3 separate regions of the Homo sapiens genome follow, and all the other regions are linked to region 2. A link is an interaction called in ENCODE POLR2A ChIA-PET data of the cell type or tissue named here. Cell type or tissue: GM12878. All regions are shown on one strand.

Region 1 (4,000 bases), 98 kb after region 2:
AGCCTAGGCAACATAGCAAGACCTCACTTCTACTAAAAATTTTTTTTAAATAGCCAGGTATGGTGGCACGAGCCTGCAGTCTCAGCTACTCAGGAGGCTGAGGCAGGAGGATTGTTTGAGCCCATGAGATGGAGGCTGCAGTAAGGTATGATGGTGCCACTGCACTCCAGCCTAGGCAACGGAGTGAGATTATGTCTTAATAATAACAATAATAATAATAATAATAATAATAACAGAAAGTAAAAAGACAATCCACAGAATGGGAGAAAGTACTTGCAAATCTGATAAGAATCTGGTATTCAGAATATATAGAGAGCTCTTATAACTCAACAATAAAAAGATAAACTGATTTGTAAAATAGGCAAAGGATGGCCAGGCACGGTGGATCATGCCTGTAATCCCAGCACTTTGGGAGGCCGAGGCAGTCGGATCACCTGAGGTCAGGAGTTAGAGACCAGACTGGCCAACATGGTGAAACCCCGTCTCTATTAAAAACACAAAAAATTAGCGGGGCGTGGTGGCAGGCACCTGTAGTCTCAGCTACTTGGGAGGCTGAGGCAGGAGAATGGCATGAACCCGGGAGGCGGAGTTTGCAGTGAGCCGGGATCACGCCACTGCACTGCACTCCAGCCTGGGCAACAGAGCAACACTGTCTCAAAAAAAAAAAAAAAATACAAAAATACAAAACTTAGCCAGGCATGATAGCGCAGGCCTGTAATCCCAGCTACTCGTGAGGCTGAGCCAGGAGAATCGCTTGAATCCGGGAGGCGGAGGTTGCAGTGAGCCGAGATCACGCCACCACATTCCAGCCTGAGCAACAGAGGGAGACTCCGTCTCAAAAAAAAAAAAAAAAAATTGTGGCAAAGGATTCAAATAGACATTTCTCCAAAAAAAAGATACACAAGTGGCCAGTAAATACACGGAAAAATATTCAGTATCCTTCGCCATTAAGAAAATGCAAATCGAAATCATAGCAAGATCATCATTTCACACCCACTAGTACACAATGAATAATAAATGTTTGCTTTTTGTTTTTGTTTTTTTTGGGTTTTTTTTGGGTTTTTTTTAATTTTTTTCTTTCTGTCCTGAATGGTGTTAGAGAGAATGCTATCTCACCATTTCTGCAGGCTTTTTTTTTTTTTGAGATGGAGTCTCGCTTTGTCGCCCAGGCTGGAGTGCAATGGTGTGATCTTGGCTCACTGCAACCTCCGTCTCCCGGGTTCAAGCGACTTTCCTGCCTCAGCCTCCCCACCAAGTAGCTGGGACGACACGCACATGCCACCATGTCTAGCTAATTTTGTATTTTTAGCAGAGACGGGGTTTCACCAGGCTGGTCTCGATCTCCTGACCTCAAGCAATCCGCCTGCCTTGGCCTCCCAAAGTGCTGGGATTACAGGCGTGCCCAGCCCCATAATCAATAATAAATGTTGATGAGGATATGGAGAAACAAAATGCTCATACATTGCTGGTGATATCGTAAAATAGTGCAGCCTCTTTGGAAAACAGTTTGGTAGTTCCTCAAAAAGTAAACAGAGTTACCCCATAATTCCTCAATTCTACTCCAAGATATCTATTTGAGACAACTGAAAACATGTTCACCCAAAACCCTATACACAAATGTTTACAGCAATATTATTCGTAATAGCAAAAAGGAGAACCAACCCAAATGTCCAGCAACTCATGAATGAATAAACAAAATGTCGTATGTCCTGAGAAACGCAAGGACTCTCAGCAAGAACATTCCATTCCAAAGAGACTTGACCAAACTTTAATATGGCTTCTGGCAGCCCGAGGCCATGTCCCTGGGGACAACACAGTCCTCTACTGAGTTCTTGCCTGGTAAAGCTCAGGACTATCAAAAGAACGTACCCTTTATTCCAGACAACACCTGACACAGGCCCCTGACCTTCCTTTCTTATAGCACGTTTACTGAAAAGGGTTTATAGGTTTGCAGAGCAATTCAACTGTGACATTTCTCTGAGAGATGTATATGTACAGGTCACGTATCCCTTATCTGAAAGGCTTGGGACAAGAAGTGTTCCGGATTTCATTTTTGGGGGGGATTTTGAAATATTTGCATTATACTTAACTGGCTGAGTATCCCAAATCCAAAAATCCAAACTCCAAAATGCTCCAATGAGCATTTCCTTTGAGTATCATGTGGGCACTCAAAAAGTTTCAAACTTTGGAGGATTTCAGATTTTCAGATTTGGGATACTCGACCTGTATCTCCTACAGCTCAGGAGTGTCTTTCTTAAGGACCTGAAAGCCACTCCTTTGAAATGTAATCATCAGGAAGGGTAAGGCTCAATCTCCCAGTCTGAGGGAGGATAGAATCCTAACTTTGATCACTGCCAGCGGACACAGTTAGCCTAATGACATTCACAGCGACCAACGCCTTGTAATTTTTCACTTGAGTACCCACTCACTCCACCTCCCTGCACCCTCAAGCTCTCTTTAAAAGGCCCAGCTACCTCCACACAAGTCAGCCTGGAGCTCAGCTCTTTCCTCTACTGTCAGTAGTTACAGAGTAAAATCTGTTTTCATTGCTCTGAGGTCCAGCTTTGTTTAATCTTTGACAATCCATACAATGGAATATATGATTCAGTCATAAAAAGGAATAAAGTGCTGACACATGCTACTACACAGATGACCCTTGAAAACATTATGTCAAGTGAAAATGGCCAGGCTATATATTACATGATTCCATTTAGATGAAATGTCTACAATAGGCAAATCTAGAAAGAAAGTAGATTAGTGATTGACAGGGGCTGAAGGCAGAGGGGAATTGGCAATGACTACTTTTTTAAATTATTATTTTTTTTTTAAGATACAGGGTTTTGGTCTGTTGCCCAGAATGGGGTGCAGGGGCACTATTATAGCTCACTACAGCCTTGCAGCCCAACTCCTCGGCTCAAGTCATCCTCTTGCCCCAGCCTCCCAAGTAGCTGGGATTACAGGTACATGCCACGAAGCCCAGCTTTGGCAGTGACTACCTGTTGGGATGATAAAAATGTTCTGGAATTATTTAGTGGTGACCAACGCACAACCTTGTAAATATACTAAAAAACATTAAATTGTACACTTTAAAAGACTGAACTTTCTGGCATAAGAACTATATCTCAATAAAACTACTTAAACTAAGATAAAATGAAAATAATGACTAATATTTTATAAATTTGTTTGTCAAAGGAAAGTTACGAAATCAAAAACCTCAGACTGTAATTTTTGGGAACATGACATACATTGAACACATTTGGCCTCTGTCACATTGGCACTGCAAGAAACTTCTAGAGGTAGTAAGTATGGACAAACTCTTAAAACATTCACGAAAATTAGTGGGACCCTGATCAAGTTTTTGAGGATGAAACAAAAGTATAATTGAAGTAGAAAACATGGGCAAGGTCAACAGCCCCAGTCCTGTAACTCGTCAAATTGCCACCAGATACACCAGCAAGAGGTTAGGTATCTTAGTGAGCTGTTCGCAATTTCACAACTCACTATGTAACCAACTAGAGACCAGGCATCCAACCTCTCTCTTTTACAGATGAAGAAACTGAGACCAGAGAGGTGAAGTGATTTACCCTGAAACCATACAGTCATCAAGGTCAAGTAACCTGGATTCTTAGGCCATAAATCCTTGAGCAAGTGGGATTCCAACATTCAAAAAGAAAGTGCGGGAAGTGAAATGGAAGAGATGTGAAAACTCCTCCTCATGCCAGCAGAAACAAGAAAACTCTGTGTCTGCCACAGAGCCTAGGACTTGCTTGTCAGGTTTTCCTCTTGGCACAGCCTACAAAAGGGCAGACCTGAGCAGCCAGCCCCATCTACACCCTAGATCAGCTGAGCCCACGAGAAATGAGAAACTAAGAGGAGAAACACGTTTAAACCTGAGAAATCCCTTTCACGTTGATACTTTTATAAAAGTCAGCAGGACTTACTTCAATATTCTCCACAATCCTTGTAACTACGGAGGCGGTAACTGAATACCAATAGGACT
Region 2 (4,000 bases):
TCCTGAAAAGGTTTTGTTTTTGTTTTTGTTTTTGTTTTTTTGTAAGAAACTTGGGGCACAAGAGCAACAGTAAAAATGGACAGTTGTGCAACAGTGTTTTCTAAGAATATTTTTCATGAAGAAAGCTGCAATATCTCTGCACGTCTGCATTTCCACCTCACTACTGGCTACCCAAAAATAAGTGCAAGTGTTCCATGAAGTATGAAGGAGGATGGGGCAAGAGGACCCATGGCAGCTCTGTCAGCCAGGATGTCAGCCTCCACCTGCATGTACAAGTCAGGGATGCCACCTGCATCATTTCCTGGGCTGTCCCTCCAACCACTGGGACTACAGGCAGGAAGGGTATGTGAGAGCATGTGTGATCAGAAAATAAACGACAGTGGACATCTCTCTTTGTGCCACAGAGAAAGATTTGGAGACACAGAGTAAAAGGATCAAGGTGCTGCATTATAAGAAATATTAAAAACACAGTGTATATGGACAGCATAACAATATGTGAAATAAAAACAAGACTCAGGTTCAGCAGACTAGTAAACTGCCAGTCAGGCCAGCTAGCATGAAATGGATCTACAGAGGTGAGGAAATGTGTTACTGCTGATTTTAAATCTTGTTTTTCTACTGAAACTAACCATTGGCTGGCTTATCTACATATTGATTACCAATGCCTATGACTGACCCAGTCAGTCCTAGAATTAGGGGAAAGAAAGAACAAGAAAGTTTCATTAGAGTAAGCTTATTACAGGCTTAACCATCTGACTTCCTGACAGTCGCTTAACCATCTGACTTCCTGAATGTCACACACCGTAGAGGAAGATGAATTTTTATCTGGTGCTGCATATCGAAAAAAGGTCCCGACTTTGTCCACAGACACTGGGCTCACTTGCTCCCAGCCATTTACTCTCACTTGCAGTTGATGAATCCGGAGGTCATGGGTGTGTCTGTCAGGCAGAACAAAGAAAAAGATATTAGGCACAATCTCCAGAAGGGATGAAAAGTAGAAGCAAAGACACAAATCTGATTTAGTACATATGATGTAAAAACCCAGTTGGCTAAACCTTTTGGAGATTACCTAATGCAAGGGAAATCAGGAGCACAGTTTAACTGGGTTTTACACTTACAACACAAACTGCAAGATCTGTAAAGCTTGACTGAGTAAGAGTGGCATTTATCCTCCATTGTACAAACCACGCAAAACCTAAACACGAGCCAAGGTCTTTCCCCCACCAACCCTCACCCCAACCTATATAATGATGTCACTGGGGTGGTAAAAATGCAGTAGCGATTTAATCATATAACCATACTCTTGGAAATGCATAAAAAATTATTCTTGGTTCCTTTGTTGAAATCCTAATTCGCTCAGAACCACATGCAGTTGTTTGGCTCCAGCCCTACGTGACTACAGACAGGGCAGGAGAGGCACAGCGCTCATTTCAGGGCTCCTGTGCTCGACTGAAACTGGAGCAGAAGGCAGTGGGCAGAACAGGAGGAACAGGAGGAAACTGCACATTTAATTCTATTTTAGATTTTGCCTAATTCAAGCCAGAAGTGAAATGGGGAACTAGATTTGAGGCTGACAGGAAGCGGGGAGGGAGGCAAGGAGTGGGGTGCAGTGTGCCAAAAGGGGAAAAAGCCAGAAAAGGCATTTATTTTGAAGAATTCAAGCAGAATAGTGGGACCTGAAATGGATTATGAAATACGGAAACAAAAACAGAAATGACAAAGAGGTCAAACCCTTTCTGATATGACAGAGGATGGGCTTATCCAGAAATGTTCCCAACAGTTCTGTAGTTAGCTTCTCCAAGAACTGTGGGGACCAACAGGAAAATGCTCACTGCTCTTACCTGGAAGCTAAAGTGGCTTCCAAGCACATGTGTGCCCAGCATAGTGATTTTTTTTTTCCCTATAAAATCCCTGGAGACCCACACGTTCAGAACTCTTGCTTCTTGGGAATAATGTGTGTGGGTACCAAAGCTATGCAAAAGGAAACCTGCTTGACTTGGGAGCAAGTTTACACTCAGGAACTGAAAGCACCACAAAAAGCACATGATTACAGAAAGCTAAAGCCAATCTCTTCAATTTCAGCTCAGCTTGAAAACAAATATGAGGCTCAAATACTAAATCTTAACCTATTCAAATGCTGTCTTAACCTATTCATATCCACTGGATAGCCTGTGCATAGAAAAATACTTGTAAATAATACAACACTTTATTGGATATTTTATGATCTCTCAGTAATCAGATAGAACATTTTCTCACATTCATTCCAGTTTTGAGTATGGGTACTTCAGGAATGCATCAGCTAGCAGTCTCCCCAGATCAGTTCTTTTTAGAATCAGAATTTGTCTTCTTATTAGCTTTGAGTCCTGAAACTAGCTGCTTGTTAAAAGTACTACGTGGCATATATGTAAATTAAAATTGAAATCAACATGCTTTGAGAATCTTTTAAGAATACCATATCACCAATCCATCATGAAAATCAGGCCAAGATGCAATAAACTTGAGGGTTATGATATGTCTATGTTTCCACCAAATTCTGTGAAACACACAGGTTATCACCTCATATGTCAAATAAATGGATAGTTAATGAAAAGACATGTATTTCCAAGATGGCAGCAAAGTCTTTATTTTTTAAAAGGAGGCTGGGTGCAGTGGCTCACGCCTGTAATCCCAGCACTTTGGGAGGCCGAGGTGAGAGAACTGCTTGAGCCCAGGAGTTTGAGACCAGCCTGGGCAACACAGTGAGACCTCATCTCTACAAAAATAAAATAAAATAAAATAATAAAAGGAAACACTGATTTACGAAATATCTTTTAAAAAGAAGACATTAAAATCATTAATAAGGGGCCAGGTGTGGTGGCTCACACCTGTAATCCCAGCACTTTGGGAAGCCGAAGCGGATCACTTGAGGTCAGGATTTTGAGACCAGCCTGGCCAACATGATGAAACCCCATCTCTACTAAAAATAAAAAATTAGCCAGGTGTGGTGGAGCATCCCTGTAATCCCAGCTACTCAGGAGGCTGAAGCAGGAGAGTTGCTTGATCCCAGGAGGCAGAGGCTGCAGTGAGCTGAGATCGTGCCACTGCACTCCAGCCTGGGCAACAGAGCAAGAAGACCCTGTCTCAAAAATAAAATAAAATAAGATAAGATAAAATAAAATAAAATAAAATCATTTATAAGGAAAGTAAAAAGACAAAACACTAGGGACCCTCACTTACATCCACTTTCTTTTTTTTAAAGAAAAGAATAAACCATACTTTACCTGTGTCTTAACTTTCCTCTTGCTTCAAATTCAAAGGGAATCTCTTCACCTGTAAGGACTTCTCGCCATTCACTAACATTGTGAGTATCATCGAGAAATGTTCCGTTCCCTTCTGGAACTACCCCTGGACTCCCACTGTGAGAGAGTGCAGCTCTGGAACCAAATCAGATGACATCAGCCTGTCCCTGTTTCTTCCCAGCTCCCTCTCACAGGAGCCCCGTGCAGAAGAGCAGAACCTTCTCACAACTCAATTCCCAGCAATAAAAGGCTGCATGACCTAGCTACAAAGAATGACCTTGAGGGTCGCTAACTATAGCTATCTTCGTGCTGAATCACAACTTATTTGACATTTTAGAAACAGCTGAAAGCTGTCACTCTGTAGCCACTTACCTCAGGCAGTAGAATCTGGTACATGTGAATTAAGGCATGACTTTTTCAAGTGGCATTTAAGTGATTAGTTGGAATTTAACAGACCTACACTGTTAAAACAAAAAAGCTTCTCTTCTAGAGCAGTCTCATACTTGGGGGAGGTCGGAGAAATGTGATTTCAAATCAATGGATTCTGTTACTCATGCCATGCACTTCATGACCTCAGCTGGAACGACCACCATGTACTTGGAAGGCTGAGCCAAGATCTAAACAGGCAGAAAGTTGTTAGAAAAGGTTCTCGCCTGGCTTAGGTAAAGTCTCCTTTGTTCTCCAAACTCCACCCAATTCCATCTGGGTTGAAGTGCGTTTTA
Region 3 (4,000 bases), 240 kb before region 2:
AGGCAGGGGTGTTCACCAGTCAGCATGCTCACATCTGTGCACTAGTGGAGGTTGAAAAAAGACTAGTGTTAGCAGTGAGGAATGGGTATCCTGAGTCAGGCAGATCTGCTCTTATGAGCTGCATGACCTTGGGTGAGTCACTGTCTGTCTGCGGCTTACCTATTAAATGCAGAAGGTAAACATACCCACCTCGAGGGGTTGTGAGGATTAAAGAAGAAAACATATCCATGTACTCAGCACAGTGTCTGGCCCATGGCAACTGCTCAACAGATTTAGCCATTATATAGTGGTGGTGCTGTTGTTGTTGTGGGGAGGCTGGAAGGAGCAGCCAGGGAGGCTTCAGAACTGAGGGAGCATTCAAGTAGGGTTTTGCAGGTTGAATAGGAGTCCATAAGTAGCCCTGGCATTTGAAACAGAGAAAAACAGCCCGGGCCGGGCACCAGGTAGGGACACAGGAGAAACCTGAATTTGAGAGATTTAGTCCCTGTCCTCTAAGAGACAGGATATAGACCCCAAATGGCCGTGACAGCACATGCAGGGCCAAGAGCACTGTGTAATGAGTGAGTGGAAACTGGGAGCTGTGGATCCCCGGCAGGCTCCCTCCCTCACTCACTCAACAACAGGAAGAGAGATGTGAATAGACAGTCACTTGCCAATGGATGAGGGCCCCCGAAGAGCACCACTCGGGGGCTGGGGGACAAGGGGTTGGACCCAAAGGGCTGAGTGACATTACCTGTGTGTAAAGAATCTATTTGGAGAGTGATCCATGGGGAAGCTTTTACTCTACCTTCTGTTGTTTTTTGTTTTGTTTTGTTTTGTTTTGTTTTTTGGTTTTTGTTTTTTTGAGACCGGCTCTCTCTCTGTCATCCAGGCTGGAGTGCAGTGGTGAGATCTTGGCTCACTGCAGCCTCTGTCCCCTGGGCTCAAGCAATCCTCCCACCTCAGCCTCCTAAGCCACCACACCCAGCCCCACCTTCTATTTTTAAGATCATAAATAACAATACTTGTTCTTTAGAGATATTTTTTGCTTATACAAATATAAAGAAGCAAACGACAGTCAGCTGTGATCCTGCCTGAGACACCCATCTCTGTGTAGCCTGTTGACTTCCAGTGACCTGGTGGCTTATGCCTGTAATCCCAGCACTTTGGGAGGCTGAGGTGGGAGAATCACTTGAGCCCCAGGAGCTTGAGACCAGCCTGGGAAACATGGCAAAACCCCATCTCTACAAAAAATATAAAAATTAGCCAGGAGTAGTGGCTTGCACCTCTGGTCCCAGCTACTTGGGAGGCTGAGGTGGGAGGATCACCTGAGCCCAGGAAATGGAGGCTGCAGTGAGTCATGATTGCGCCACTGCACTCCGGCCTGGGCAACAGAGTGAGACTCTGTCTCAAAAAAAAAAAAAAAAAAAGTTTAGAGTTGAGATTATCTTATTCAAATAGTGCTGCACCCCTTTTGTCTGAACATTAGACTCCTGAGCATTTTTCCATGTCGTGTCACTTATCATTTTAAAGCCTGCAGAAGAGGGTGTATCAGAGGCAGTGAAGAGGGTGTATCAGAGGCAGTGAAGAGGGTGTATCAGAGGCAGTGCTATGATTTTCTCAGCTTTTCCTCCCCACGGGAAATACCAACAGGGAGTGGGTACTGAGCAGTTAGTTAGTGGGTGCCAGCTTCTGCCAGCTTAATCCCCACAGGACCCCTTGAAGAGAGGAGATGTGCTTTCTCTTACAGGACAGTGAGTGGTGGTGCAATCCCCACAGCCTGTGGAGCTGGACATGACCTTGGTTCAAATCCCAGCTCCATTATTCAGTTGCTGTGTGACCTCAGACGAGTTGCTTAGCCTCTCTGAACTGCAGTTTCCTTATCTTTAAAATTATGATATGGCTACCTTGTCAATTCCCCGATGCAAATGAGGTTTTCTTGTTTATTCTTTATCCCACTTACTGTCATTTGTGACTGACTGTTTTCTGGTTCCTTCTCTGTCTTCCCCCACTGGAATGTGGGTTCCTTGAAGTAGGATTACATCTGCTTCATTCTCTGTTGGATCACCACCCCAGCCCATAGCCGGCTGTCCGTGTGGTGCTGGATGGACGGGGCTGTTGTGGACATTGGAGGAGACGAAGCAGGAGAAGGCTGGCTGGGTGGGGATGAACGCGGGGCGTGGGGTTGCATGTGAGGAGAGTGGAACCCTCAAAGCTCAGACGACCCCACCGTGCCTGGGGGCTTAGGGGTGCCTCTGCAAAGGGCCAAGGCTCTGGGTTCAAATCCTGTTTCACAGTGGGTGGCGTGGGGTGAGTTACTTAACTCCTTTGAGCTACGGTTTTCTCCACTGTGACCACGGATAATGACAGCCTTCAGCGCAGAGGGCTGCTGAGGAATCTGTCTGGCTATAGCCGCCTTGAGAGCAGCTCTGGGCAAGGGCAGGACAGCCCGGGGCCCCGGAGACCAGAGGTCTTTCTCCCCTTCCTGCCTCCCCCTACCAGTCACTGGGAGAGAGAAGGGGACAGAAGCTCACCATTTGCCCCAGATGGGAGGGAAGAGGAGGAGAGGCCTTGGAGGTGTTGAGCCACCCCAGCCCTTATTCTATAAACCCTGCTTAAGAGTAAATTCCAGGCCTCTGGCCTTCCCAGCTGCTGCCTGTCCCGAGTTCACTAAGAGGCAGCCGCACTGGTTCCAAGGGCTCAGAAATCAGTCCCCTCTGCAGGCCCCCAACCCACATACCCTCAGACGCCCGCCTCCGCCCGCCCAGTCCTCATGCTCATGATGGCCTTGGGTGGGACCCTTGTCCTGTCAGCTGTGCAGGTCACCTCCAGGGAATTCTGGCAGGAGCCACCTGGGCGGGCCTGCAGAGCGGTATCTGCCAGTTACCTGGTCAGTGACGCAGATTCCCCAGAAGGGTCAGGGTAGGAGGCTGGAGGGGGAAGAGGAGCCAGGAAGGGACAGTGGCTGGGGCAGCTCCACAGGGCAGCACCTACCAGGGAAAGGGACCCATTCCCTCCACTCAGCTCACTCAGGCGCCAGCCCAGCACTTCAGAGACGCTACCGGTTCCTAAGATGGAAGGTGCCCAGCCGCGCTTCCCTGCGACTCCCAGCATCCACCAAGGACCTGAGGAAACACAACAGCACACATGGCTACACACTCACTCACACACACACAGTCACACACAGACACACACTCACACAGAGACACAGACACACACTCACACAGAGACACAGACACACAGAGACACATAGAGACACACAGACACATACACTCACATAGAGAGACACACACAGACACAGAGAGACACACACTCAGAGACACAGAGACACACACTCACATAGACACACACACACAGAGATACACAGACACACACACACACAGAAACATACACTCAGACACCCACAGACACACAGAGACACACTGAGACACACACACACTCTCTCTCACACAGAGACACCCAGACACATACATTCACACAGAGAGACACCCACAGACACACACACACATACTCACAGAGACACACACTCAGACACACAGAGACACACACACACACAGAGATGCACACAGACACACACCCACAGACACATACACTCATACAGAGAGACACCCACAGACACACGGAGAGACAGACACACTGACACACTCACAGATACACTCATAGAGACCCACACAGACACACACACACACACACTTACAGAGACATACTACAGAAACCCAGTTACAAAAACACACAGAGCCTGGCACAGGGATGCTCAGCAGGGCATGCGCACAGCAGCCAGAGCCTCACCTCCGTCTGAGACCGAAGCCTTGCCCTGTGAAAGCTGCTCCTCACCCAAGGCCCGGCCAGGAAGGTGCTGATGCTCTGGGGCGCCCAGGTAGACTTGAGTGGAAGGTTCTGGGGCCCTAAATGGCTTAGCCAAGGGGATGGGTGGTCTCTCCTCTTACAGAAGTTAAAACACCTCCCTTCCCCGTCCACCTGTGTACCTGAACTGTCATTCATTCATTCATTCATTCAACAA

What was found. ChIA-PET counts read pairs that join two places held together with the same protein. Peaks named below come from ENCODE experiments on the same cell type or tissue, not always from the same donor. Only the 100,000 strongest peaks of a DNase experiment are listed, where the experiment ranks them.
Region 1: POLR2A ChIA-PET joins it to region 2 with 6 read pairs; 2 of 35 experiments call an interaction of 5 or more read pairs at or near these places.
Region 3: POLR2A ChIA-PET joins it to region 2 with 5 read pairs; 4 of 35 experiments call an interaction of 5 or more read pairs at or near these places.

What each region holds. Positions count from the first base shown.
Region 1 is chr1:12,244,559-12,248,558 of GRCh38, reverse strand. It overlaps VPS13D (vacuolar protein sorting 13 homolog D), which reads right to left. Exons shown (of 70, transcript NM_015378.4): 5 at 3,942-4,000. Among named protein-coding and RNA genes, the nearest start is that of VPS13D, 17 kb to the right of the region's middle. In GM12878, no CTCF peak of the experiment used is centred here; no DNase peak of the experiment used is centred here.
Region 2 is chr1:12,342,312-12,346,311 of GRCh38, reverse strand. It overlaps VPS13D (vacuolar protein sorting 13 homolog D), which reads right to left. Exons shown (of 70, transcript NM_015378.4): 42 at 3,261-3,413; 43 at 803-938. Among named protein-coding and RNA genes, the nearest start is that of VPS13D, 110 kb to the right of the region's middle. RefSeq lists an enhancer at 1,417-1,576. In GM12878, no CTCF peak of the experiment used is centred here; DNase peaks (open chromatin) are centred at 771, 1,111, 1,581, 2,011 and 1 weaker place; H3K4me3 peaks cover 853 bases; H3K27ac peaks cover 1,891 bases.
Region 3 is chr1:12,584,551-12,588,550 of GRCh38, reverse strand. All of the region lies in intron 1 of DHRS3 (dehydrogenase/reductase 3), which reads left to right. Among named protein-coding and RNA genes, the nearest start is that of MIR6730, 7.5 kb to the right of the region's middle. In GM12878, no CTCF peak of the experiment used is centred here; no DNase peak of the experiment used is centred here.